Regions from separate parts of the Mus musculus genome. Here regions 2, 3, 4 and 5 are each linked to region 1. A link is a loop called in an ENCODE intact Hi-C map of the cell type or tissue named here. Cell type or tissue: left cerebral cortex. All regions are shown on one strand. Region 1 has its middle 33 kb from the start of Gm41032. Region 2 has its middle 13 kb from the start of Foxd1. Region 3 has its middle 14 kb from the start of Gm41033. Region 4 holds the start of Foxd1 (forkhead box D1). Region 5 overlaps Gm41033 (a long non-coding RNA gene).

The links. A loop is a pair of places that touch in the nucleus more often than their neighbours do. Peaks named below come from ENCODE experiments on the same cell type or tissue, not always from the same donor. Only the 100,000 strongest peaks of a DNase experiment are listed, where the experiment ranks them.
Region 2: it touches region 1 in a loop (4-fold over the local background); 22 of 42 quality-filtered maps call a loop at or near these places.
Region 3: a loop joins it to region 1, with 5 times the contacts of the local background. A loop is called at or near these places in 6 of 42 quality-filtered maps.
Region 4: a loop joins it to region 1, with 5 times the contacts of the local background. A loop is called at or near these places in 21 of 42 quality-filtered maps.
Region 5: it touches region 1 in a loop (2.1-fold over the local background); 7 of 42 quality-filtered maps call a loop at or near these places.

Annotation. Positions count from the first base shown.
Region 1 is chr13:98,500,826-98,505,825 of GRCm38, forward strand. No RefSeq gene overlaps it. Among named protein-coding and RNA genes, the nearest start is that of Gm41032, 33 kb to the right of the region's middle. In left cerebral cortex, no CTCF peak of the experiment used is centred here; DNase peaks (open chromatin) are centred at 2,165, 2,560 and 2,912.
Region 2 is chr13:98,365,170-98,370,169 of GRCm38, forward strand. No RefSeq gene overlaps it. Among named protein-coding and RNA genes, the nearest start is that of Foxd1, 13 kb to the left of the region's middle. In left cerebral cortex, no CTCF peak of the experiment used is centred here; no DNase peak of the experiment used is centred here.
Region 3 is chr13:98,585,789-98,590,788 of GRCm38, forward strand. No RefSeq gene overlaps it. Among named protein-coding and RNA genes, the nearest start is that of Gm41033, 14 kb to the left of the region's middle. In left cerebral cortex, CTCF peaks have their summits at 1,945 (motif pointing left) and 3,338 (motif pointing left); DNase peaks (open chromatin) are centred at 266, 896, 1,234, 1,545 and 2 more places; H3K4me3 peaks cover 802 bases; H3K27ac peaks cover 1,893 bases.
Region 4 is chr13:98,349,326-98,354,325 of GRCm38, forward strand. Foxd1 (forkhead box D1) reads left to right here and starts at 4,920. Exons shown (of 1, transcript NM_008242.2): 1 at 4,920-5,000. In left cerebral cortex, a CTCF peak has its summit at 2,388 (motif pointing right); a DNase peak (open chromatin) is centred at 3,395; H3K4me3 peaks cover 61 bases.
Region 5 is chr13:98,569,253-98,574,252 of GRCm38, forward strand. Gm41033 (a long non-coding RNA gene) reads right to left here. Exons shown (of 7, transcript XR_873852.2): 1 at 4,059-5,000; 2 at 1,355-1,456; 3 at 600-712. Among named protein-coding and RNA genes, the nearest start is that of Gm41033, 2.8 kb to the right of the region's middle. In left cerebral cortex, no CTCF peak of the experiment used is centred here; DNase peaks (open chromatin) are centred at 2,369, 3,575 and 4,218; H3K4me3 peaks cover 972 bases; H3K27ac peaks cover 731 bases.

The sequences.
Region 1 (5,000 bases):
GCCCCTCAAAGAATCACTTCTCTGCTAAGGCAATACCGATAAATCTCCCTGCCCACCCAAAAAGGATGCCGAACCTCCTCCTCTTAATCAGTTCCTGAGCGCTTTCTCATTTTTTTTTTTCAAGTCTGCCACCAAGCTCTGTCCTTGAGCTTTCCGTGCACTGGGAGAGTGATATGCAGGTGACAACCCCTATGAGATGTGGCGCCCATCACCTGATTTTTGAGGTCTAAACAATCAGCGTCTGTAAAAGGCAGTAGAGCCTTATCTCTCTGCAGGCACTGCACCAATCCTGCACCGCCCAATCACCCTCCTCCCAATGCTCTGCATCTGGCAGGAGGGGTCCCTGAGCCCTTGCGCCCTCTTACTTCGAGGAGGGCTGCACCGGGGTGTCAGAGAGACCTGAACTTCCTTGGCTAGGAGAGAATCTGGCCCTGGAAGAAGAAATAGCTCAGTGTCTCGCTGGTCATTCCATCGTCCGCCCAGCCTCTCCAGAGTAACAAGGAGTCCGTGCTGATGGTTCTTGGTCCAGCATGTGATCCATGGCTCTCAGGACTAGTGATTCACTGGGTGAAATGACTACTCTTAAGATTCTAGTCCTGGTTATATAGACTGCCCTTGCTAGAACCTCAGATAAGTCTGGGTTTCTCTCAGTTTCCGTTGGGGATGCTGTCTAGAGCAAGAACTCCACTCTGGGTTCCAATGTAATCTGGCCGAGGACAGATCAAATAATCTCTGGGTGCTTAGGTTGTTCATCTGTTAACTGGGATCAGGCTATCCCTACACATTCGTGTGACACACGGAAGAGGGGGATGCCAGGCACCACAGTGGAGAACATACAGGAAACATCATACATGTTTGGTGTTACTGATCAAGTAGCTGTTGCAGTAGGGGCCGGGGACAGTTGTTGACAGCTGAGGAAGTATAGAAAGATCTCCTGTATTACTAAGTGGTGGATAAATAGTACCTATCACAGTCACTGTTGCTCCCAAGGATCTATCTCCCCCTTCTATTGCTCCTCCTGCTCTTTAACCCTTCCCGTTCTCAACATGCTCCTCCTCAGAGGGAACTGTCTTTTTGCCCTTCAGACTCCATAAAAATCAGCCCCCCCCCCACTTAGTGCCCACTGGTAATTTCCCTGGGGTTTTGGAAGGGTCTTAGCACTGTCAGGCCAGTCCAGCACTTTTGTTTGCAAGAAGGCGGCGAGAAAATTACATCCTGGGCTTAGGAAAGGGAAGAATAAACACGTTCACAGTAGGACTCTTCGGGTGAACTATTCTATTTCTCTTTCGTTATTTTTTTCCTTGGTTGTTGATGGTCCATTGCCGACTGATGTGACTTAATATTAATGAGTCAGAACTGAGCAACCACCACGGGGTGGGGGGGGGGCTGGGGGGGGCAAGCGAGAACAAGGCAGAATGCTTACTGTCACTTTCCCCAGCTGGCTCCCCAAGCCTCACCTCTGAGTTCTGCTGAAAACATCCCCTGGGTCGCTCGCGCTTGAATTGAAACATCCCACTTTCTTTAGCCATCAGGGGCTTAAAACAAAAAGCAGGAGTGCCCCTCTTGGCTGATATTGGGGTGGTAGTGTTTAACCCTTTACTTATCCATCGAAGTCAGAAAAGCGAACCAAGGCAATGTGAGTAATAACTGTGCCATAAAATTTCACCTTTACAAGATGAGGTTAGGACTCGCGAGGTTTCTTATGCTCTCTCCCCATCGCTCTAAGCTGGCGAAGCAAAGAGGTAAAATGAATTCTACAGAAAAAAAAAAGGCACTTCTGGCCTCTGTCTGTGGTGTTCACGGTCCCCATGCCCCCATTTCTGTTCCTCTTGTGCTTCCTACGTCTAGGCAGAGTCGGGTCCTAGCCTAGAGCCCTGTCACCCGGTTCCAGAACATAGCCTCGGGTCTGAAGGGCAGTAAGGCTAGCGTCCACAGATTCCCAAACTACTGTTTCTGCAGATCTGGAGCTCCTAAAAATCGAAAGGGAGGGAGCTGCCAAGTTTACCTTTTAGAGGAAAAATCTGGTTCGTGCCCTTGGCCTCCATGAAAACCTAATGCGAACCCTGAAGCAACTACAGGAGACCGGGATAGTCCAGGAGGAGAGTGCAGGGCCAGGAAGTTGGTGTCAGGCGGAAAGCAGGGTTGCGTGTGAGCCCCAGGGCGTTCACAGTCCCGCTGGGGCCGCGGACAGTTGTTTATAAACTCCTTGCGGGCAACGCCGCACCCCGGGCGCCATTTCTGTTGGATGCTTTTCCTCCTGGAAGCGAAGGGCCAACAAAACAATCTCCCAGGGCACTGCCGGTGCCCCGAAAGCGTTTCGTGAATGTCAAACAACTTCATTTGCTCTTGTGTAGAAAGTTTAGCAAGCAAACGCGGAGCCGTCTTCCCGGATCACTCTTTGATTCTGTCTTGGATTAGCTAGCGTTTACTAGGAAACTCGTCTGCTTGTAGCCCAGGCCAAAAGCCCCAGGCGCCCATCTCTCAGCAGCCCAGAGGAAAGCCGTGGTAGGCTTTATCAACCCCCTCCCCAGGACCTCGGGTTTCATCTCTTTCTTTTCCCCCCTCATGTTCAGTTTGTTTTCTCAAGACCTAAGCAATTTTTAATGTAGTCTATACTTCCCGCTTAATCCTCATCGTTTATTGTATAATTATAGTTTCAAAGTGATTATGTAATTAAAATCATGTTTCGTTGAAACAGGACTTCAAAAGGGCGGCAGACCCCCGCTCCGGCATTATTTTCTGGTGATGTAATAATTTCCCTGTGATATTTAAAATAAACACATTAGTTCAAGAATTCTAAACATGTCTCAAAGTATATAGTAGGCTTGATTGGCACGAGGCTGGCTTGTAAAGAAATGGTAAGAGCCATCACTAGTTTAATATATTTCTATGCTCCCATGCAGGGTAAATTACAGGATAATGGGGCGCAGGCGATGGTAAGCTCTGTTTATATAATCCATTTCTTCACACGAGTTCCCATTGCCTCCCCTTCCCTTTGCTGTGTGTGGTGGTTCTCTGATCCCTTGACCTCGGCCATGTGTTTTCACTTTTTCTTCTGATCTCAATTCCATGACCAGCGGGGAATAAAATACAAATTGAATAGTAACCATTCACAGGCCGCTCTTTTCAAACTGTTGTTAAAACCTCTTTGTCTTGTCTAGCGGTTGATAGATAAATGCGTTCTGTTTTTCCTGACTTTCCCCCCCTGCCTTTCTTCTTCCTTCTCTCCCCCCCACCCCCGCCTCTTCTTGGCCAAGAAAAAAAAATAACTCTCCTCCAATTATACGCTTTAAAAATTAAAACCCACACCTCCTTTCAAACTATCTCCTGAGCGTCCCGCGCTCTCCCGGGTCAGCCCATTGGTTCGGGGCGGCCGTAGGAGACTCCGGAGGATTCACCTCGTGGAATAAAAGAACGGGGCAGCTGAGCGGGGATGGGGGCGAAGCACGGTGCCCCCGTGTGAGGTCCGCGCCATTGTCCCCGCCTGAAGGTTCATTTAACCGAGAACCTGTACTGCCTCTGATCTCTTCGCACAGCTCCCAGAATGGGTTCGGCTGGCTGGGACCGCCCCTCCTAGAAATTCCGAGGGCCGAGGGGCGAGGGAAGTTAGAGTGATGGGAGGGGGGCCACACCCCCTTCGCCAGTCCCCGTTCTTTTCTCTTTTGATGGCTCGTCCAGCTAGGAGGGCGAGGTGGACCCGAGAATGAACTGGTTTTACATCTCAAGTCCCCAAAGCGACACAAGGCGTCCTGGTTTCTGACCTGCCCTTCCTATCCAGAGTCAGTCTCTCTCAGTCTCTCTCTCTCTCTCTCTCTCTCTCTCTCTCTCTCTCTCTCTCTCTCTCTCTCTCTCTCTCTCTCATCCCCCCGCCCCCCACCTCCGGAGCTGCGGCTCCAGACTGCTCAGGCAAAAGCAACTAATTGTAACTGGGCGATCCACAGCCCGCCCCTCTCTTCCCAAGAGCTTCCTTAGAGGGAGGGAGGTCAAGGGCGCGGCTCGCCTTTGTCACTCCACTGCCAGGGCTGGAGGAAAGTGGAGGGTGGGCAGGCGTGGCCCTTCTCCCCGCAGCGCTGGACAGCGGGGCTCAGCCTCTAGGGTTGCACAGAGCATCTCCTGGGGAGCCGGCCTGCGCCGCCCGGTCTGCTGCAACGAACGTCGCCCCAGGTCCCCGCGGGCAGTGCGGGCGGGCGGAGCGCACGGCGGGGCGGGGACCTCGGTGCCGCCCGACTGCTGGCGGCAGCGGGGTAGGGTTTCCCGGGCCGCGCTGGGCGATGCCGCCTGACAGCGCCCTTCGCCAGGGGCCGAGTACCTGTAAGCTGAGCCTGGCTCACATGCTTCACATTAAAGCTCCGTGCCTAGTGCCTTCGTGCTCCCCCCCCCCCCAACCTTCTTCTCCTCCGAAAGGGTTCTTATAAACTTCCCTTCGTTTATCTAGCCTGGTTTTCATTGCTCCAGTTTTGCATGGGTTGACTTTGTTTAGTTTATTAACCCACGGGGTTACTTTAACTAAACATTTGGGCTGAATACTTTGGGATTGGATTTCAACGTTTTCTAACGAAATTACGGAGGTTTTTGAAGCCGCACAGAAAACGCTGTGTTGAGTTTATTAGTCAATTTAACAGACTATAAGTGGGGTGGGGGGGTGCATTTAGGACAGTTCCAGTTCGTACCCATCCGATGGAAGAAGCTAGCCAAGGCCGCAGGATGTGCACCCCGGCGGCCTCGGGGGTTCCCAGGCCTCCTCCACTTGCTCGCAGCATGGTTCCTGGGTGCACCAAGCTCCCGACAAGCAGGCGACACAGCCCCCCCACCCCAGACCAGCTGCACTACCTAGAAGGTCCCTCCCAAGCTATCCCCTCTGCTCTGGTGGGAAGTTCTGTTTTGTGCCAGCTGTAGAGGGCTCGATGTCTTCCCTCGTGAGGCCATGAAGGGAAACCTGACTGTGGTGGAATATTCCAGAAAGAGTAGAAGTCAATGGATTTAATTAATGAATTAAATGG
Region 2 (5,000 bases), 140 kb before region 1:
TCTGCACACATAGCAGGGCTCCAGAAACACCGTCTCCCACACGTCTTTAGAATTATGTGGGATGGGACCCCTTATTCTAGGGAGTTGGTGGGTGACGGTTGTTATTGTAACTCTATTCTGTAACTAAAGCTCTGGCATGTAATAAATCTCTCCCCGAAGACTTTTTGGATCTTTGATTTGAAAAATCGGATTCCTTTTGTGGAAACAGTTGACAGGAACCTAAAAGGATTAGTTGCATTCCGCATAGGATAATTTTTACTGGCAACATTTTGAAACGATTTGGTTCCTTTCAGACCTTAAACAATGTCCAGAAAAATGATCTAACGAGACTCTTTTGTTTTCCTTTGTACGTGAATCTGTCTGCCGCTGGTCTCTCTCTCTCTCTCTCTCTCTCTCTCTCTCTCTCTCTCTCTCTCTCTCTCTCTCTCTCTCTCTCTCCCTCCCTCCCTCCCTCCCTCTTTCCCTATCCTCCCCCCCCCCCCCCCCCCGTTCGCTCGCCCAGTGTTTTGCTCCCGAGCCGTGCACTGAATTACTTCCCGATCACCCTTGGTACCGGGTTATCTTTTCCGGCCAGGAAGCAGTTTCTGTCTCTTGGGCCTAGCAGGGGACAGAGGGACCTCACTCCTGCCTCCGCAAGGACTGCAGCCAGCTGCGCAAAGGTCTGGCCCGAGGTCGCCCGCAGTCCCAGAGCGTGGCAGTCCCCAACCCTTACGGTCCAACATTCCACGCTGCAGAACGCCGCGCGGGCTAGGGAAGGACGGAAAGAGCGAGGAATTTGCTGCGTTCTCCCTGGTCCAGCCGCGCAGCGGAGCCCGGAGGGCGAGCAACTTTCTGAGCACAGCGCAGCTCTGCCCGCCCGGCCCTGGGCTGTTTATTTGGTTGTCAGCGGACTTTGGAGATGTTTTTGGCTAGAGGTTCTGACCTGCCGGGGCTCAGCGGCCGCTCAGTCCCGGCTCTCCCGGCTGTTTTTACACCTGCACAGACTCCCCCTCACTCCTTGGCCTGATTTATAGCCTAATTAAAGTCTCAGTGCTCTGCGCGCCACCCGGGCGGCTCCCTTCCCTCCCCGCCAGGAATGCGCGGGCGACAGCACAGTCACTACTGGGGTGCTTCTGCAGCCAGGGCCAGCCAGGACTGCTCCCCTAACCCCCAACCGCTAGCCTTCGAGACCAAGGGGGCACGAGTCGCTATAGGGATGCACAGAGCGTCCACGTGCGCGCGGCGACCCCGCGTGGACGTCCTGCTCGCGGCCCTTGTGTCCCGCGATAATGCGGGCGGGGATGCCGTGGCGTGGCCCCGCGACGACGCTCTCCGGTTGCAAATCGCGGTTGTGGGCGGGTGGCGCGGGGTCACAGACCGCCCAGCCCGCGAGCCACGGCAGCACAGCCTCGGCTCCAACCTCCTCCTTGGCGGCCTTTTCTTTCCAGAGAGAATAAACGGCAAGCCAGCGGAGATTGGCAGCATTGAGCATCTTCCTAACCCGGCTCTGTCTTCTTTCCATCTATCAATCCACCTTTCTAATTAGACTAATTAGGAGCACTCTGCAGTGTCGCTAGGCCCAGGGACTGAACGGCTTCGGGGTTGTGAAAAGAGCCCTGAATGGCCACGCTGGGGGCCGGGCGGGGGCCTTAGAGACTCATTCACTACAGAGTAACAGTGGCTACATTTATCCCTAGCCATTGAAAAGAGGCTCGATTAAAACGTTTGGGAACTAATGCCACCCTGCATCCCCTCTCTAATTAGGGAACCGGGGGCGATGGCGAGAGTTCGGGGACCCTGCAGACCCCCTTCCTGTGCGCCACTGCTTTCCGCCCTTTCTGCGCAGCCGTTTTCCTTTCAGGAGACAAAAGTCCGCCACCTTCCCACCTGTTGCCCGGCCCTTGCTTTTCCCCTCCTTTCAGAACCCCAGACCCTGCCCCAAGCAGAAGGCCCAGCCAACTGCGCTAGAAGACTCAGCAAGCGGGGTGCTGGGGGCACCGGAGTGGAAAGCAAGGCTTTCCACTTGTGAAAGCTCCCTCTCAACGCTTTCACAAGGACGGCTCTCTTCACGTAGTCATTTTCCTTATCCCTCACTTCCTAGGTATCCGTCCCTTCTCCACACCCTACATTCCTTTTAACGTGAAATTCTGAGAGGAAGCATTTGTGGATGACAGGAAGTGGGTCGGGTGCTTACTCGGTACACTCTATTGGTCTTTGTGGCACTGACAGAGTTCCTTACAAGCAGAAATAATTTGTACTTTTTTCAGGACTGACTTCCTTCCTTCCTTCCTTCCTTCCTTCCTTCCTTTTTTTCTCAGAAAAATGTCCTCAGAACCAACTATGTGCCTAGAGGGCCTTAGCACACCCTTCAACCTTCTTAGTTTCCTCTTAGCCCATACTCAATTAACGTCTTAATTAAAACCTAACTTGATTCCTTGAGCAAGCTATTTCTATGGTTGTATTGTAAACATATTTCTATTTATCTTTCCCCATGCTTAATAGGGAGACTCCCAGACACAAGCTATTAGGGAACTAAAAGAGAAGTCATTTACAAATAGAGATTTTTGTATGAAAGGAAAGCTGTTGGTTCATCTTGTTGGTGAGAAAGTGTTGTCTGATAGATACTTTTACAAAAATTTGAAACGCTTTGTCCTAAAACGAAGTTGAACGAGAAGATTTGGTTTTTTGCTTTCTCTCCTTTTTTTGCTTTAATTCTTCCTCCTCCTCCCCCTTCTCTTGGAAAAGAGCCAGATGTGCAAGAAATATCATCAGGTCACTGTTCTTAATCATGTTAATTTAGAAAATGGAACCTTGGAGGAAGATGCTATTAACTAAATGTCAACCCACAGTGCGCAGAATTCCTTGGATCCAAACTTCAAAAACAAAAATGAAAGATGTCATGTGAGTGAGAGGAATCCTGGAATTTTTTTAAAGGCCTAAACTGATCTTAATAGAGTTTTATTGCTTCCACACCCCACCTCACGATATTTTAATTTAACAGTTACAATATGCATGACATTGGAACATAAATCCAGCCTGCTAGGACTCTGGGAGGGGCAAAGAGGAGAAAAGATTTTTTTTTAAAGGGGCTAATTTACATTGGAGAACATGATGATTTGCAAACATTTCCAGTTCCTGGAAACTTTGAATAAGAACCCCCTAGTCCGTACTGTCCGTGATTTTTACCACGGACCTCTTATTTTTCCATTTCAGCTGGTAATTTGAGTTTTAATTAAATATTAGCATACATATAGTCACGTGTGTAACCCCTAAGTATGCATGCAGGTTGGTGGATGTGTACCTAGCTAAGAGTTCTTAGATCAGGAATAAACAGAAAAACAGGACAGAAGAGCTTCTCCTGGCCGCTTCATAATAAATAGCACCTCCTTCTACCAACTACTCTTGCTTTTATACCATTAAATGGGTCTCACACTTTCTCCAATTTCATATAAATGGGAGCATTCAGTTTTGCCTCTTTCCTTCGTCATGTTTGCAAAATGTATTCGCTTGAATCCCTCTATGTAAATCAGTTTAGGGTGTAAACAATTTGCACAGGTACAAACGTGAAACAAGCACTGCAAAGCTTTAGTTTGGATGCCCTTCCCCATAAAACCTCAATGTTCCATTATCAACCAGAAAGGTAATCTTAAAAAAAAAAAAAAACCCGAGGAAACCAAAAACAGTCCACCCACACGCAGCAGCAGCAACAGCCATGGGCTACATCCTTTTCAAGATGCAATTGTGGGTAGCTGCGTGGAGAGCAGAAGCCACAGGCTGCTTTTGTAATTGGATTCTATTTCCTACTTGCCATTTCATCCCCCTAAGACTAGTAGTAAGTACTCTGGGCCTCTTCACAAAGAATGGCATGAACTTGAGGGGGAAAGTAAATTGTATCCAGTTTGTTCTGTCTCAGACATGTAAGTACTTAATGCAGCAGCCTGTCAAGTGTGCTTTGAATTCCGTTTGAAAGTAAAGTGTTCCAATTTGCAACTAACACAGTTACCCTGTCTGTGGGTCACCACACAGACCAGTTAACTTCAAACAGAGAAAAGCACAGCAAACTTGCAGGATTAGGATTTGTCCGATTGTCCTGCTCACAGCCTCTCCCCTCGGCAATCTACGCATCGAGCATCGAGCCAGCCTGCTCCTAGTTTGTGCCATGAATGACCAAGCAGAGGCCAGTCCTTGCTCCTTTCAACAGTAACAGGGGCATGCAGCCCAGGAGCCTTTCCTTCAGGAAGAAGAGTTTAAGAACCAGTCTGTTGGGACCACAGGAGAAAGGAGAGTGCCTAGAGCAACCAGAAACATTTTTTGATTGCTCCTACTGAACATTGGTAAATTCGAAGTTGGGAACATTCAGTTTTACAATCTCAAATCTAAAAATTAATACAAACCTACAATAAGGCATCAAGTTTACACTCAGGAAGGCAGTATGGGAGTAAAACAACCCCGCTGAGTTATCATAATATCAGACAAATAAGTCAAATCACTTATTTTAAAATAGCAAAGGCCCGAAAATTGCTGTTTTTTATTTAAAAAAAAATAACTTATGTAGTCGTATTTTATGAACATTGATTGGTGTTTTGCTTGTATAATATCTGTGTGAGGGCATCAGAGCCTCTGGGAACTGGGGTTCCAGACAGTTGTAAGCTGCCATGTGGGTGCTGGGAATTGAACCCAGGGCCTCTGGAAGAGCAGCCAGTGCTCTTAGCTGCTCAGCCATCTCTCCAGCCCCCAAGATTACTCAGTTTATAAAGGTTCTTGCTGCCAAGCCTGATGACCAGAGTTAGATCCTCAGGCCCAAAAGGTGGAAGGAGAGAACTGACTCCCACAACTTGTCCTCTGACCCCCACAGGGGGCCACAGCACATGCCCCCTCAGCACTCAAACAAACAAGAAAACCATGTGCCTATTGGAGTGATGAAACAAAAGCAGCAAGACTACCCAAATACTATGGCTGTTGAGACACTGATTCCTTATACATCACTGATGTGAGTGTAAAGTCATCCTGAAAGCTAATGA
Region 3 (5,000 bases), 85 kb after region 1:
CAGAAACCAGAGAGGGACGTCCAGCCCCTTAAACAGAGACTTTGCTCAGGTAGGTATCCACCATGAGATGGATTTGCTGTGGTTATTGTTGTGTTTAAAGAGTTCCTACAAAGTACAGGGAAAGTTACAGATCGGTTTGAGGAGATTAATCCCCTTTTCAAATCTTCATCTTTTCCTTCAAGATGTCTCTCCAAAGAAAGACAATTACGTCAAAGAAGGTCCGGGCCTCATTCTGCACAGTGCCTTTTAAAAAACATTCTGGGGGCCTGGTAGACAACATGTAAGCTGTAGACAGCAGCGCTTCCACAAGCCCGGCCCCTCACATCTGCACACCAGCTTCTCGGGAACAGAACGGAGACATATGCATTTTAACATATTCCAATAGCAGCATCTTGGGGGAGTGGGGGTGGGGATGTACCTTTTACCATATATGGTCATCATGCAATTCTCTCCAAGAACTCAGTGCAGATATTTATATAATAATATTACCATTCCTTACCCCCACCTCCAGGCTGGCAGAGGTTGAAGGAAACACTTTTGGAGGTCTCTACCACAACTGTATGAATGGTGTTGATTGGTTCTGATTTTTTTTTTTTTGAGCATGGATCAGACTATCAGCTTGTGAGGTATGTCAGAGTATTTTTTAAAATCTTTCTAAAAATATGAATGGATATAACAATTTGAAGTTATTACACACTAAACATTTTATTGGAGCCTGGGGATTCTTGGGTGAGCTTGCTCATTTTCTTTGGAGAATCCCAGTCCCCACTCAAATTCCAGGCACAGAAAGGAAGCCCTGGGGAATGAAGTGGCTTCTGGATGGCATGTCATCAGTCACTTAGGAGCTGCTCTGCTGATTATGAAGGTGGAGAAACGCAGTCAGTGGGAAGAAGCGAAGGAGTGGGCTTGCATTCCAAAGGAGAGACAATGTTTATGTAGCCCTGATGTCTGTCTCGGGAGTAGAATCGATGTAATTAAGCAAATAGAAGTGAGTTCATTTTAGTGTAGTGGCCATTTAAAAAAACAAAAAACAAAAAAAAACACATACAGCAAGGATGAAAATGTAGCCAAATAAGAAGCTAGAGTATTATAAAATCGGATGCCAGGTGAAGGCTGAGATTCCAATTCTGCTCTATTCTTAGTTTTTGGGTCTTTCCTCGTCAGAGCTCCTCTCCTACCTCATAGTTACCATGGAGATCAAGCAAAGAACGGTTATGAAACGTCTCCGAAAACGTTAACCACCACAGCGACACCAGCACATTCAGTTCTCACGAACTTTGTAGGACCAACAGCATTCTCACTTGACTGCCAATGTAAGGGTGCTCTCTCACCAGGGCTCTGGACTAAAGTTCTCTGTAATCCCCTTCCCTGTCCCCACAGGAGGCCTCTATGTCCAGTATGATCTTCAGGAGCAGAGTGGGTATTGCCCTGCGAATCAACCGCTGCCTGGTGGCCTCCAACACATGCTAAAAACAAAGCTCTTCTCAACACCTCCCGAATCAGAATAGTCTCTTGGAGACTAGAGAAGGAAGCAGTGTTGCACGGCTGGTCCTCTTCCTATTGGGCTATTCTCTCCTTCATACTGTATTTCAAGTCTATTCACACACCTAGGTGTCGTTGTAGCTCCGCCCCCGTGGGAGGGGAGAGCCTAAAATGTTAATTATCTGGAACGGTAGCTTGCACTTCACATTCTGGATCCCGGGATGGGATTTAAGCCTATTTAGATTTTCTGTGAATTCTTTGAGGTTAATGCAACTTCTGAATGTGACTAGTAATCTCTAATTATTTGCAGAGATGGTAAATGTGAGACCAGATTAAATCCACTGATAATCCCCAAATCTCATTTTAGCCAACAGCGCGGCTCTTTTCCCACCAACCCTGGAACAGTCAACTCAGAACCGCAGCTTTTTTTCTTTCTCCTGCCTACCCTCTGCTGGAGATGCAAGCAAATCGCCCGAATTTCCAAGGGGTGGAGGTAGAAAGCCAGCAGAAGAGCGAGTGGAAAATCCGACCGCCTGGGCCACTGCCCTGCTGGAGAACTAGACACTGAGTAACCGAAGATCCTGACATAAAAGGAGCAAACCACTGGCGCAGATATTAGGAGCCCTGGGCCACAGTGTCATGAAGGAGCCTCGCTGTCCCTCGTTTGCATGCTGGTACACTGAGATCATTGCTCTCTGTCAGGTTGGACTAGCTTCCTCCTGGAAGGGGTGGGAGAGAGTGGAGCCTGAAGCCGAGGCCGGCTGGGGGGGGGGGCGGGGGGCTGTAGCCCCAGACAAGCCGAGCTCTGGGAGGGGCCCACCTGCTCCCTTCCACTGAGACACAACATCAGATAGCTAGGCCCAGAGGAGGAAAGCAGGCTTTCTTTGGTTTTGCTGTTAAGGCTTTTAAAATCATATTCTTACTCGATTGCTTATTAGCATCAGAATAGTTCCCTAGTCTCTTTGAGCCAGGTCTGTTTTGAAAAAAACAATAAAATTTTACATTATCATTTTTATATATCTTATTAGATATTCCAAAATAATTATCACCAAGGAAACAAAGCACTGCAAATATTTTTAAAGCCAAGAGTTTTCTTTTTCCTTAAAAGAGAAAACTGGAAAATATTTTTAATCAAAGAATTAAATGTCCGCTCAAAAGCACACAAATATCCCACTGAACTTTGATCAGTCTGTTTTTAAATCTATGTTGACCCTGCTGAGCCAGAACCATTGTTTAGCTCCAGTTCCAAGGATTCAGAACGCATTCGAATCCGGGAGAAGAAAAAGGGACAAAGCTTGGCAAAGAGAGGAGAACCGGTTGAACGGTATCTTCTTGGGGCGAGGTGACAGAAACCTGTGGAAACTGGTAGCTGAGGGAGCCAATGTGAATCATATATCAAAAGCTGGCTCCTGAGTCACAAAAGTCTAATGGGCTAATTTCAGCAACTCTGCACTCCGCGTATGCAAATATATAGTGGGGTTGGGGTGGCGGGTGGAAGGGTAACAGTGGTCTCCAGTTTCGGGGCAGGGAGGTTTCAGAGGCAGAAGGGAAGGCGGGAAGAAATGGACACCTTTCTTCCCAGGATGAAATGTCCGTGTGAGGGATGAAGGGACCTCCCGGCTCAGAGAGCCAGGAGCTCCCTGGCGACCACTTGCAGGACTCCCGGTTTCGAGTCGCCGCGCCAGCAGAACCCAGGGATTCGGACCAGTCGCAGAGCGGCGGCGTCGGTGCGGACCCAGCTGCGTCTCTTCACTGTCCTCCCGGGACTCCTGGGGGCCCCCGCCGCCTCCTGGCTGCCAGCTCTGTCCCTGCTCCGCGCCTCTGCGCCACCAGGAGCTGGGTTGACCTGCGGCCTCGAGCCTCTTTCCTGCCCCCTCGTGGCCATTCAGGGAAAACCGCGTGGGTCTCTCGGTCACTTAGGACCAGCGCTGCCGCCGCCGCAGACCCGATGGGAGACACTTGAGTTAGTGCAGGGGGGGCAGGGGCCGGGGGGGCACCGAGCAGAAAAACTGTCGATTGGGTGACGCCGAGGTACGGAGACCCTGTGGGCTCTGACAGGAGAAAGGTCCTCCAGAGCTGGCCATCTAAGGCAGTTGACCAAGGACCTGGCTGGCTTTCTGGGCAGTCACGTGATTACGGTGGAAGGACAGCGGATCTACAGTATGGAGTTAGGAGATGGACAAGGGCATAGTTTCGTCCCAGGTGAACCAGCCTGGCTGCCCTTTGGCAGGGCCAGGCACAAGAATGTGTTTCAGGTTACTGCCTATAAAGGACTTCCGCATCTGGTCGAGTGTGGGTGCGTGGCCTTTCTGGATTTCAGCTGCCAAAAAAATATACTATCCTCCGTTTGTCAAACAAGGTGAAAATCGAATGTGCTTGAAGAGGGTAGGCTTCCTGACTTTTGCTGCGCCCCTGACGAATATGGCTTGGGAAACCAAGAGCAGATGGAGACTCATTTCCCTGTGGTCATCCAGGTTTCTGCTGGTTCAGGATCTCGTGACAGATGAAAAATTATTCGTGGTGCTGGTAAACGTTCCTCCCTAGAAACTCCAAGTGGGCTTGACTCACTCGCTGGCTGGCTGGCTGGCTTATGTTTTATGGACGTTCTCTTGAGGGCTTTGAAGTTATTTGTCTTCAAATCTGTTTCTCAGCTTCCCAGCTCCTGAATAAATTACCCACCCCCTCTGCTTCCACACCCACAGCTTCTCCCCCACTGTGAACAGGGAAGTTGTGGGCTTTGGTTGGTTTGTTTGTTTGTTTGTTTGTTTGTTTGTTTGTTTTTGAAGACATCTTAGAACAAGAGCAGTTGGGCTTAATCCGTCTGTTGTCAGCCCTGGGAAATCTGTTTTTGTGTGGTTGGCTGAAAAGCTTGATGAAGATGAGGGGAGTTGGACCCTTGGACTTGATTCTGGTCACGGGCTTATCCCTGGGTCACAGGGTCACAATTTGCCTGAGTCTGGTTGCCTTGTGGGGCCAAGTCATGGGTGCTCATTTATAGATCGTGTTAAATACTCACACTGCGAACATCTCCATGCTTGTTTAAGGATTGCCATTCGCCAGAAGTTGGTGCTAATTGATGCCAGGCAGTTCTGCTGCAAAGACTGCAGGCTTAGATGTGTTGTGCTCTTCGTGGAAAAGAGGGAATGATCAGCAACAGCATTGGGTGGACGAGCCATGAACAACTTCCTGTTGTCCAGGAAGCTCTGTAAGGAGGTTGTTGGGCTTGTGAGAAAAGGTGGGGCTCTGATCACTTGTTCATTTTGATGCCTAACAGGGGATGCTTCTCTCTCTCTCTCTCTCTCTCTCTCTCTCTCTCTCTCTCTCTCTCTCTCTCTCTCTCTCTCTCTTTCTTTCTTTCCGTTTTTAGAATTATTTCTTTATGAGTACACTGTAGCTGTCTTCAGACACACCAGAAGAGGGCATCAGATCTCATTACAGATGGTCCTGAGCCACCATGTGGTTGCTGGGAATTGAACTCAGGACCTCTGGAAGAGCAGCCAGTGCTCTTAACCGCTGAG
Region 4 (5,000 bases), 150 kb before region 1:
AAATAAGTAAATACATCTTTTAAAAAACCTTCTTTGTTATTATAAATAGGTGTGCTCACATGTGCAGGGGCCCTGAGGCAGAGGACAGCTATGTGGAGTCAGCCTGTAATCTAATTTCTCAATTCTTTTTATGTTAGATCTAAATATGCTCAGCGTGTTTCTGGGAAATCGACACATTAAGTAATGCGACAGGATACCATGTGATAATGGAGCTGAAGCTGTGTATTCTGCAAGGGTTTTTCTTAAAGGCAGCCCTCTGCATGAAGAGTCTTCTGTGGAATGGATCCAGGCTTTGCAGCCAGACTCATGATGCAAATTGCATGGGATTGCCAGAGAGATGACTCTGTGAACACTGGCACCACCACCCCCCCCCCCCCAGGGCCTGCAGCCGCAAAAAGAGAACTGACTCCTGAAAGTTGTCCTCTGACCTCTACGTGCATGAGATGAGACCATGCCCCCATCTGAGCCTGCCCCAAATACATACACAAAATAAATAAAAATGTAATCAAACTATCTTTAAAAATAACCAAATAACTAGCACTTGGACTTCTGACTTTGGGGCACCAAATGTAAATGAGTAGAAACCACCAAGCATGCCTGTGTGGTGTGGTGGACTGAGGAGGGAAAACTCGTCCGGCTTAACTATGGGTAGTGAAAATTCCTGAATCAGTGTGAATAAATTTCACAGTTATAAGACACAGATTTAGACCTTTGCTGACATCCTGAATTCTTGAGGATTTCTGAGTCCAGCTCAGGCTGTGGAATGCTTGTTTTAAGAAGCACTTAAGCAAGCAAAACCTACCCGGTGAGGCCTGGAGGCCACTAAGTAAGACACGGAAAGAAGAAAGAACTCTCACCCTTTCTCCAGCCCACGGAAGGGCCGGCTATTAGAACCAGGCTCAGTGCATGGAACTTTCCAGGTTAAAACGCATCCACTCACGAGAGGTACTGACCACTTTCCCGTGGAAATTGGCCTTGCCTTGAACTTACTTTCAGATCCTATGCAGCCCTGAAGAAGTAGGTGGGTGTGGGTCTGGCCCAGCCCCTTCACTGCCTGTGTGAGAGCTGGCAGCCCCACTCAGCCATCACAGGCAGGTTGCTGTGGGTTGGAATTAGCTCAGCGTTAGGTATGCTATTACACCACGGAGGAGGATGGAGGCCTCAGAGGGCCAAGAGACAAAGTTAGGGTCATCTGGTCCCTTGAGGAGCAGAGGAGGCGTAGCAGTGTAAAATGGGATGAACTGGGCGAATGTCCACAGATATTTGCTGGAAAAGAATCTGGAGAAATCTTAAACTTATCTTTTGCTGAAGACGATGTGAAGAGTCTCCAGGTCCCGAAACTGAATAAGCTGAATTTTCAAACCCACAGAGGTGAGTATTCATTCCATTAGTATATAAAGCAGAAGCCAGCAGTGTCCACTGTTGGCACAGAGGGGTTCCTCTGAGAATTTCAGGAATGACAGGGAGGTGGAGAATGGAATATGCCCCAAAGTTCATTGGATGTCTGCGACATGCAGAGTGTTACCAGGTGCAGAGCAGAGGCATGGACAGAAAGGGAAGAGCCAACTCCAGTATCCATCAGCAGATGAATGAGTGGACAGAACATGGGGTGTATGTGCACCGTGGAATATCTCTCAGCCTCAGAACATCCTGTCTATGAAACCTCATATGATGAAACTCAAAGACATTATGCTGAATGAATTTAGTCAGACACAGAAGGCAGGAAATCACAGCAGAAAGAAAAGCAGAAGCCATGGAGGAGTGCTGCTTCCTGGCTTGCTCAACAAGCTCGCTTATCTGATTGCTTATAGTACCCAGGACCACCAGCTCAGTTAATGGCACCACTCACAGTGCGCTGGACCACACCCCCAACCCCCACAACACACACATCAATCAATGAAGACATGTGTCATAGGCTGTGTCCACAGGCCAATCTGGTAGGGACAATTTCTCAACTGAGGTTCCCTCTTCCAAAATGTCTCTAGCTTACATCAAGTTGACATAAAATCAGCCAGCACATTTAGATTCTTGTCTTCTGAGTTTACATACCCAAGTTTCTCCTCAAAGGAATTTTCTGGGCCTGTGACAAAGATGAAGGGAGTTGAGGCAGAGCCTTCTTCCCAAAGCTGGTGCCAAATCCTGTGACTTCAGCTCTGGGGGGTTCAGGCCCCTGACCCAAACAGCCTGTGAGAATAAAACTGATTAACTCGAACCCCAAGGAGAAGAAGCCTGTTGTGCGGGCTCAGTCCCTGTCCCTCAGAGGAGACTACTAGATCTAGGGCCTTACCAGACACTTTCTGCTCTGGGGATTTTCTAGCCACCACGGTGGCACCGGTGGCACCGGGTGCCCAGGCCAACCCAAGGGACAGCAGGACTCCACACTACCACCAGGGGGCAGTTCTGCCGAGCTCCTACATTGCAAGGATAACCACCAGCTGCTTTCTTGGTGCGCGCTTTCAGGCCAAGGAGTGGGGGATGGGAGTGGGGATGGCTCTTGGTTCCAAATGGCTGTCCTGCCCACCTCTGGGAAAGATTTCTGGCCCCTGTACTAGCTTGAGGGGATGGGATGGGATGGGATGGGATGGGATGGGATGGGATGGGATGGGATGGGATGGGGGACTTTCCATCCTTGGAGAAAAGACAGGGAGTCAGGAGATTCTGAGAGCTAGGGACCAGGAAGGCAGAAAGAGGATGAGCAAGGCACGAATTCCCAGCAAGGTTTCCAGGCTGGGAAATTTCTGGACTGAACAGCTAAGGGGCTATAGGTACCTTAACTAAAGCAAACAAAACTGGTGGAGTGCCCAAAGATGGCTTTAGTGAAGCTCACTCAAATCTCTGGTTACCTGTTCTGTACCTTCATTGATCCCAGTGTGTTGAGGTGGTCTGTCAAATCCAGCAAATCCCCACATTCCTCGCCCCCCGCCAGTGACTTTAAGGTAATTTACCACGTTTCCCCAAACATTTCCAGGAAACAGCCCTTTAACCCTTTGGGGGCGATATTGCAAACGGAACATAAGCTCTCAACTCCCAGACCCTTCTAGGACAGACAAATTGCAAATCTTGAGCAGAGAGATTTTCCTCTAACGTTACTAATAACCTGCGAACAATTCTTCTTGTATTCCATCTTCAAATACGTTTGTACGCAGCAGCCCTCAGCACTGCGAAAACCATAGTGTTTATTTAGATATCGGGCAAGCACTAATAAAACTTAAACTTTTGATGTAAAAGTGGACTCCTTGGTTAGGACGCCTGTCTGCATCAACAAAGCATTCGCTGCCTGATTAATGTTGGCGCAGGTTAATCAGAGCCCATTACAATAATTAGATGGTCCAGTCATACATCAAATGAGAGGCAATGAAAATCAACGCGTTCAGATCGCAAGGCATTCTCATAGATCTTTTAAAGATCTCTAGTAGACTTTACAGACCATTTACAAGTGGAACTGGTGGTTACCCATTGGAGAAAACGAAATCTGATTTGAAAAGAAGTATTAGATGGGGCAACAGCTTATTTTTGTGATGAATACCAGTTAGAACAAGTCACTTCAGGAAGTAAGAAACACTTGGTTGATACAATGACACACAGAGCATTTGAGATTGTTCCTAGAGAAAGCCATTGAATTTTTATTCAGTTCTTGGCAAATGGCGATTTTAACCAGAAAGTTAAACTGGTAAGGCAAAGTTCCCTATTTGAAATCGAAACATCTCAGAAAAGGCAAACATCCAGAAAGCTAGGCTATCAAAATGAATTCGGATTACACAATTATTCGGATTTCCCGCCAGCCAGAACAAAACATTTAGCTGGTGGTAAACACAGGTGACCTTAAAACAGAATAATACTTTAATCATCCCTATTAGCTTGCCACTTGGAAGAAAAATGAATCGAGTGGAGTTGCATCCTGCATTTAAAATTTAAAAGTCGGGTTTTTTTTTAAAAAAAAGAGTATAAAAAGCATTTAATGTATTTTCCAAAATAAAAAATTGATCTCAAAGTTCATCTTTGCTACTGTCCTTTCTACTATCAATCCTTCCGGAACAACACTGTGTGTAAGTTATAATAATTCCAGTATTTAGAAAGTAGTGTGAAATGCTCCTTTAGAAATACCTTTTATTGAAAAGTATAGCGCTCTTTTTCCTAACATCTCAACAGTGTTTGAGTTGCTGCTATGTGTAATTTCTGTGTGTGTTTGGGTTTTCATTACAATTTTCTATTTCTTTTCCTCATTCAACCATTGCTTGCTCTATTCCCATGGAATTTGTGAGATGCTCTCATTAGAGTGGCTTAGTTTAGCTGTCAAGTCTCTAGGGCATTCAATTGCAGATAAATGACCAAAACGCCAGCCTAACCGCATTTTTATTAACAGATGGCGGAAAACAAACGTCTTTGGAGAAGAACCGAAGGGAAAGGGTTAAAGGGTCAATAAACAATTATTACCGTGCTCAAAATGGGGGATTTTTCATCAGATTCCACAGGCGGAGACTGGCCCAGTCCAGAGAGCTGGGACACCCTACCAGACTCCCTCGCTCAATATTCCAGTGAGCACCTCACACATAGAGCAGTTGTCCCCAGTGGGATGACTCCTACAGGCCACTGGGTTGTCCAATCGAAGCGTCCCCGGAGCGCTTGAGATTAGGGTTGAGGGCTAATCCGGGAGAATAAGGCTGGGGGTTTGAACTCCTGTAGCTCTCGGGTCGGCTCGCGGCTGGCTAGGGTGGGATTCAGGATAGCCAATATCTTGGCAAGAAATAGTGGGCTTCAGTCTCCAACTCTTGCTGCTGCCCCTCCTGCGGGTGAACTTTCTCTTCCTACACGCCGATTCCCTCGCCTTTCTTTTCCTTCCCTGGGCCGCGCTCTGACGTGCACACCATGTGACAGGCCCCCTTCTGCTATAAGCACAGACAAGGTCCGCCCTCTTCTGGACTCAGCCCTGGCCTTGCCGAGCTCCGTTTCTAGATTCTCACTCCTCCCGCGCCCTTCTGGGCGCCCGACACCGACTGGCC
Region 5 (5,000 bases), 68 kb after region 1:
ACTGCACCCTGCTAGAGAGCTAGAGCCAAGGCGTTCCACAGCAATCCTCTACTTGACCCTTCATACCTCACTGGGTAGACGGCTCATAGCACCCCCTCGGCAGCCGCCATACTTCATTTTGGCTTCTGCTACGATTCCCTCCTTCTCCATCAATCCAGTCCACTCACACCAGCCAAGCTGTGCATTGGGTACCCAGAGCTGTGGCTGCTTCCCCTTCCTGTGGCATTCCTTTGCAGACGCCCTACTTTATCCACACTGTGGTTTGAGGGTACGCGTTTCTCCAATTCATTCACTGGAATGTAGTCCACAACTCACAAGGTTGTCGGAGGTGAGGCCTTTGGGAAGGAATTAAGATGAGGAGAGGCATCTAGGTGAAGCCTCCAAATGGCATTAGTAACAAAAGGAAGAGAGACCCACGCTAGCATTCTTGCTCCATCTTGCCAAGAGGTTCCTTTGTCATGTTATAATACAGAGGGAAGACCTGCACAAGATGCTAAGCAACCAAGTTCCAGGACCTCATTGCCTCTAGACAATGGCCAAAGGAGGCTCTGTACAGTTGTACAGATCTCAAGTCTTGTAGCAGCACAAAACGAGCTTACCTGACACAATGCCGTGCAGTTCATCCACGGAGCACTCCATTCAACTGCTTTTTAGTATCCTCCCTGAATTGTGCACCCATGACCACAATCCATTTTAGAACATTGCGTTGTCCCTAAAAGAAACCTCACTGGAATCAGCCACAATCAGGATATGTTTCTTTCATATCCCCTCTCCCCAGCCCTGAGCAAACATTTCAACTGTTTCTGTATCTGGCATTGTGAACTAGGCAGCTACGGACATGGGAGCCCAGCCAGCACTTTGACACAGAGATTTCAGTTTCTTCAAGATGAATCTACAGAAATAGGTTGGCTGGATCTCACGGGAACTCTGCTGGGTTATTTTGGGGCACCTTCATGTCATTCCTCAAAGCATCTGCACCAATTTTACAATGTGACTGTGTACACCGTTCCCTCTTCTCCATGCCCCGTGGACACTGATTTTCCATCGTTTGGTTTGTTTGTTTTCTAGGTTTCTGGAGACTCCTGATGTAGCCCAGACTGGCTCCTCCTGTGTGCTGGAACTGAGAGCACGGTTTCGGAATGGAAGGTCTCACCGTATAAGCGCCATTTTCATTTTTTCATATATCTGTTGACCATTTATTTTTATATCTTCTTTGAAAAAGAATCTTTTTTTTTTCAGGCCACTGACCATCTTTCTGACTATATTGTTTGTTTTCTTATTACTGAGTAGTTTGCCTTCCTTGAGGACTTGGGCTTTCACTCCCGTATATGATGACTGATTTAGAAATATTTACCCTGGTTTGGTGGGCTCTCTCTTCACTGTCACTGATGTCCTTTGCTGTGCAGAGGCACTTCAGTTTGGTGTAACCCCACTTGCCTGTTTTGGGGCCTGTTGCCTGCGCGATGCAAAATTTTAAACATTATTATTTAAATAGATTAAAATTACAAAAAAAAACAAATTTTCCTTAGAGATAACACAAATGGGGAGGGGAAAGAAGGTCAGGGGAACTGGGGGGAGGAGGAGGTACATAGTAGCCAGCTGCTAGGAGATAAAGAGCCAAAACTCTGTAGCTATGTTGAAAAAAAAAAAAGCCATAACTGACTTGCTTCCTATAGGGCCCATCAAAGGCCATCAGCAAACAAACTTCCACCAAAGACCCAGCTTATCCTTCTCGAAGCTGCCAGACACAGTGGGTGCCAGCTCAACACCAAGTTCTGTTATAACTTGGACCAGCTCATGGGCAGGCGTATTGAATGTGAGTGGTTAAGAGTTCCAAGAGGAAAGTAAACAGGAAGGGAGTGGGTGGGGCACCCACTCCCTTCATGAAGCCATCAAGCCTTTCACTAGGTAAGACTGTCTCTAGGTAAGACTCCAGTGAATGTCCACAGCCAGTGGTGGTCAGAGCTAAGTCCTGGGTGATGGGGCTGTAGGCAGGCAGGAAGTCAGCTCTCCAGGAAACCCCTCCGTTTCCAGCAGAACACAGCATTCCCACCTCAGTTCTCCCAAGGGAGGCATCCAAGGGAAAAGAAGCAGGCTATCAGAGCAGGCAGGCACTCAAAGGGCTGGGTTTCAATCTCAGAGTATTGGAGAAGGCTGAAGAAATCTGGCTACACATATCGACCAACACAGTGTGGTAAGTGTGCAAGGGGGAGCGGAGCACAAAGTGACAAGAGACAATGTCCTCATCAGTTTTACATATTTGACATTAAAAATTACTTCATTGGGGCCCTGCGGTTAAGAGCACTGTTGCCTTTGCAGAGGACCCAGGTTTGATTTCCAACGCCCACATAGTGACTCAAAACCATCTGTAACTCCACTTCCAGAGGATCCAAAACGTTCTTCTGAGCTCTGTGTGTACCAGGCACGCACATGGTACGCACATACATACATGCAGGCAAAACACTCCTACCCACAAAATAAATAAGCCTAAGTATATATTTAAATTTATACATTTAAAAGTACTTCATTTTCAAAGGCACACAGTTATCTGGTCTCTGTAGTACCTTTTGAACCCCTGGAGGAATTTATTTATTTATTTATTTATTTATTCTCTCGGAACACTGCACATAAGTGCGGAGCTGCAGAGTACAAATTAATCCTTTGTATATTACAATTGGAACAGATTTGCTGAATAGACTTACTCCAGCTCAGAATCCACATCCACAAAGTCTTCCAACCTTAGCCCCTTGTCATCAGCTGCCACCCACTCCTAAAAAGACCAGGTGATTCACTGGGACGTGTGAACTCTGCTCACAGCACATTTTAACCCCGGGGCTCCCCTCTGACTCCTCTGACCTTTGGTAGGGGTTGGGAGGAGAAAATTCCCCATCCTTTCTCCGGATATCCCTCCCTGTTGCCTTCGTTTTCTGCAAAACACACTTTTGGGGAGAAACTTTTTCACTTGAGGCAGGCTTTCTTGACCAGAGAGCTTGCGCCTGTGTGGGGGAACCTCAAGAGAGAAGGGTGTTGCAGGCGCCTACAAAAACAACCCTCCCCGGGTGAGACACGGAGGGAAACTGTCTAAAAAGAAGGTGGTGTGCAGCTCTGAGGAGGCTGAGCTACTCACTGTGGGCAGTCCTGGGCTGTGACATGGGCGGATGGATGAAGGGGAATGGGATGGAGTTGGGGGAAGGGCGGGAGGAGGGGGAGGGGGCGGGAGGGGGCGGCTCCCCCCCCCCCCCCCGGAGCAATTCAATGGCGCTTTGATTTAACAACTCCAAGCCCTTTGAAAACATTTTGCCAGGAAAAGCTTGCCATCAACACGTATAATCTCTTATCAGAGGCCCCTGAAAGCCAGGGCCTCGGGGTTAATTCCCCCATCGCAATGAGTTTGAATCAGCTCTAAACCCGCAATGACATGAAAGCGCCCGGGCCTCGGGCCGCACAGAACCCACTGAGCTTCGCCGGCCGGGGAGGATTACGGGGCCTGTTCCTCGGCGGGCTCGCCCGCAGGACGGGCAGGCTCAAAAGAAAAAGAATAATTAGGGATAATTGCTTGTGTCCAAACACAAGCATTAAGGCCCCCTTGTTCCCCTTTGGGACTTTGTGAGCCAGAATGAAAGAGACACCCCCTGTTTTGACAGCTGGACCAGCGGCTTGGATCGCTGACCGAGGGAGGAAGCGCGAGCACTGGCTGGTGGGAACCGCGCCGAGCCGGGCTGCGGGTGGGCAGAAGACCCTCCGGGATGGTCGCGGGACGTGTCCACGCACCACATTCGTGTGCGCGCTTTGCCCATCCCCCGATCGCAAACACTGCGGACTTTGTCGTCCAGGAATTGCGGTCTGGGAAGCCCGCTGCGGTACTGGGACCCCCAGCTAGCACTGCGCCACCAGGCGAATGCCCTGTGCGTCGTTGCCTGCGGCTGATAGTGGCACAGGGACCCCGGGACGCAGAGGTTTCCTACGGCCTCAGACTGTGCGATTACACTAGTCAAATTCACAGGCCCAGCAGCCCAAAATCTCCACCAACACCCACACACGGGAATATCCGATCCCACCTCGCTCGGCGTGGGGTGGCCTGCGCCACATTTGGAGACACCCGAGGCACAGGGTGGTCCCAGCCACATCTGGATGCGTTCTTAAAGCTGAGGCCCGCGTAGGAGGCTTCTGTTCGTGGCTCGGAAGCGGCGAGAGCATTAAAACACAAATAGGGAACAGAGTTAGCGTTCTCCCACTACGTGGGGACTCTCCTGCCCCGCCCGCAGGATGCTGGGGCCTGGATCAGGCTTTGCCAAGAGGATACTGCACAGCTAAGGCCAGGGGAAGACAGCCTCAGGGTACCCCACAGTCAGCAGCCTGGCTAGTTTGTCTGGCCTAGTTCAGAATGTTCTAGTGCCCGAGGCCAAGACAGGCCCGGAGAGGCCCTCGAAGGAAGACAGGGGAGGAGCGAAACGGGGCTGGTGTCAGCGGGATGCCGAAGGATCCTAAAGGAACGAATGATGCGGTGCAAAGACCACCCTGAGCACCTGGACCACCCAGGCCGCAGCCTAGACCCGAGAAGGCTCAAGACTAGCATGGCCTACAGGCTAGAAGATCTGGAGAGGGAAGCAGACCTTCTACAAGGTCGTTTGGCAACATGCGGGCAGTAGCCACAGAGCAGATCCATGTTAGAATCCTCAGCCCAGCCACCCCTAAGAAATGAGCCAATTGGCCCTTTCCAAACGCGGATTGTAGCGAAGCCGAAGGATGAGTGGGAAAACGGCTCCACGGACGCAGGCCCATGAGTGATTAATTAACGGAAAACCACATCCGAGGGGGAAAATGTTTTCTGAAAGGAGCCGAGTCCGAGAAGGGCTCCGGTCCCTGCAGCTGTGTCCCAGACAGATCAGCCAGCTGACGCCAGGCCCCCACCCCATTCTGTCGTGGACGCACCCTAGGGCCTCCTGGTCGGCGGAGGGGACGTGGCTTTATGGCTTTCAAGAAACTCTAGGTTTCGAATT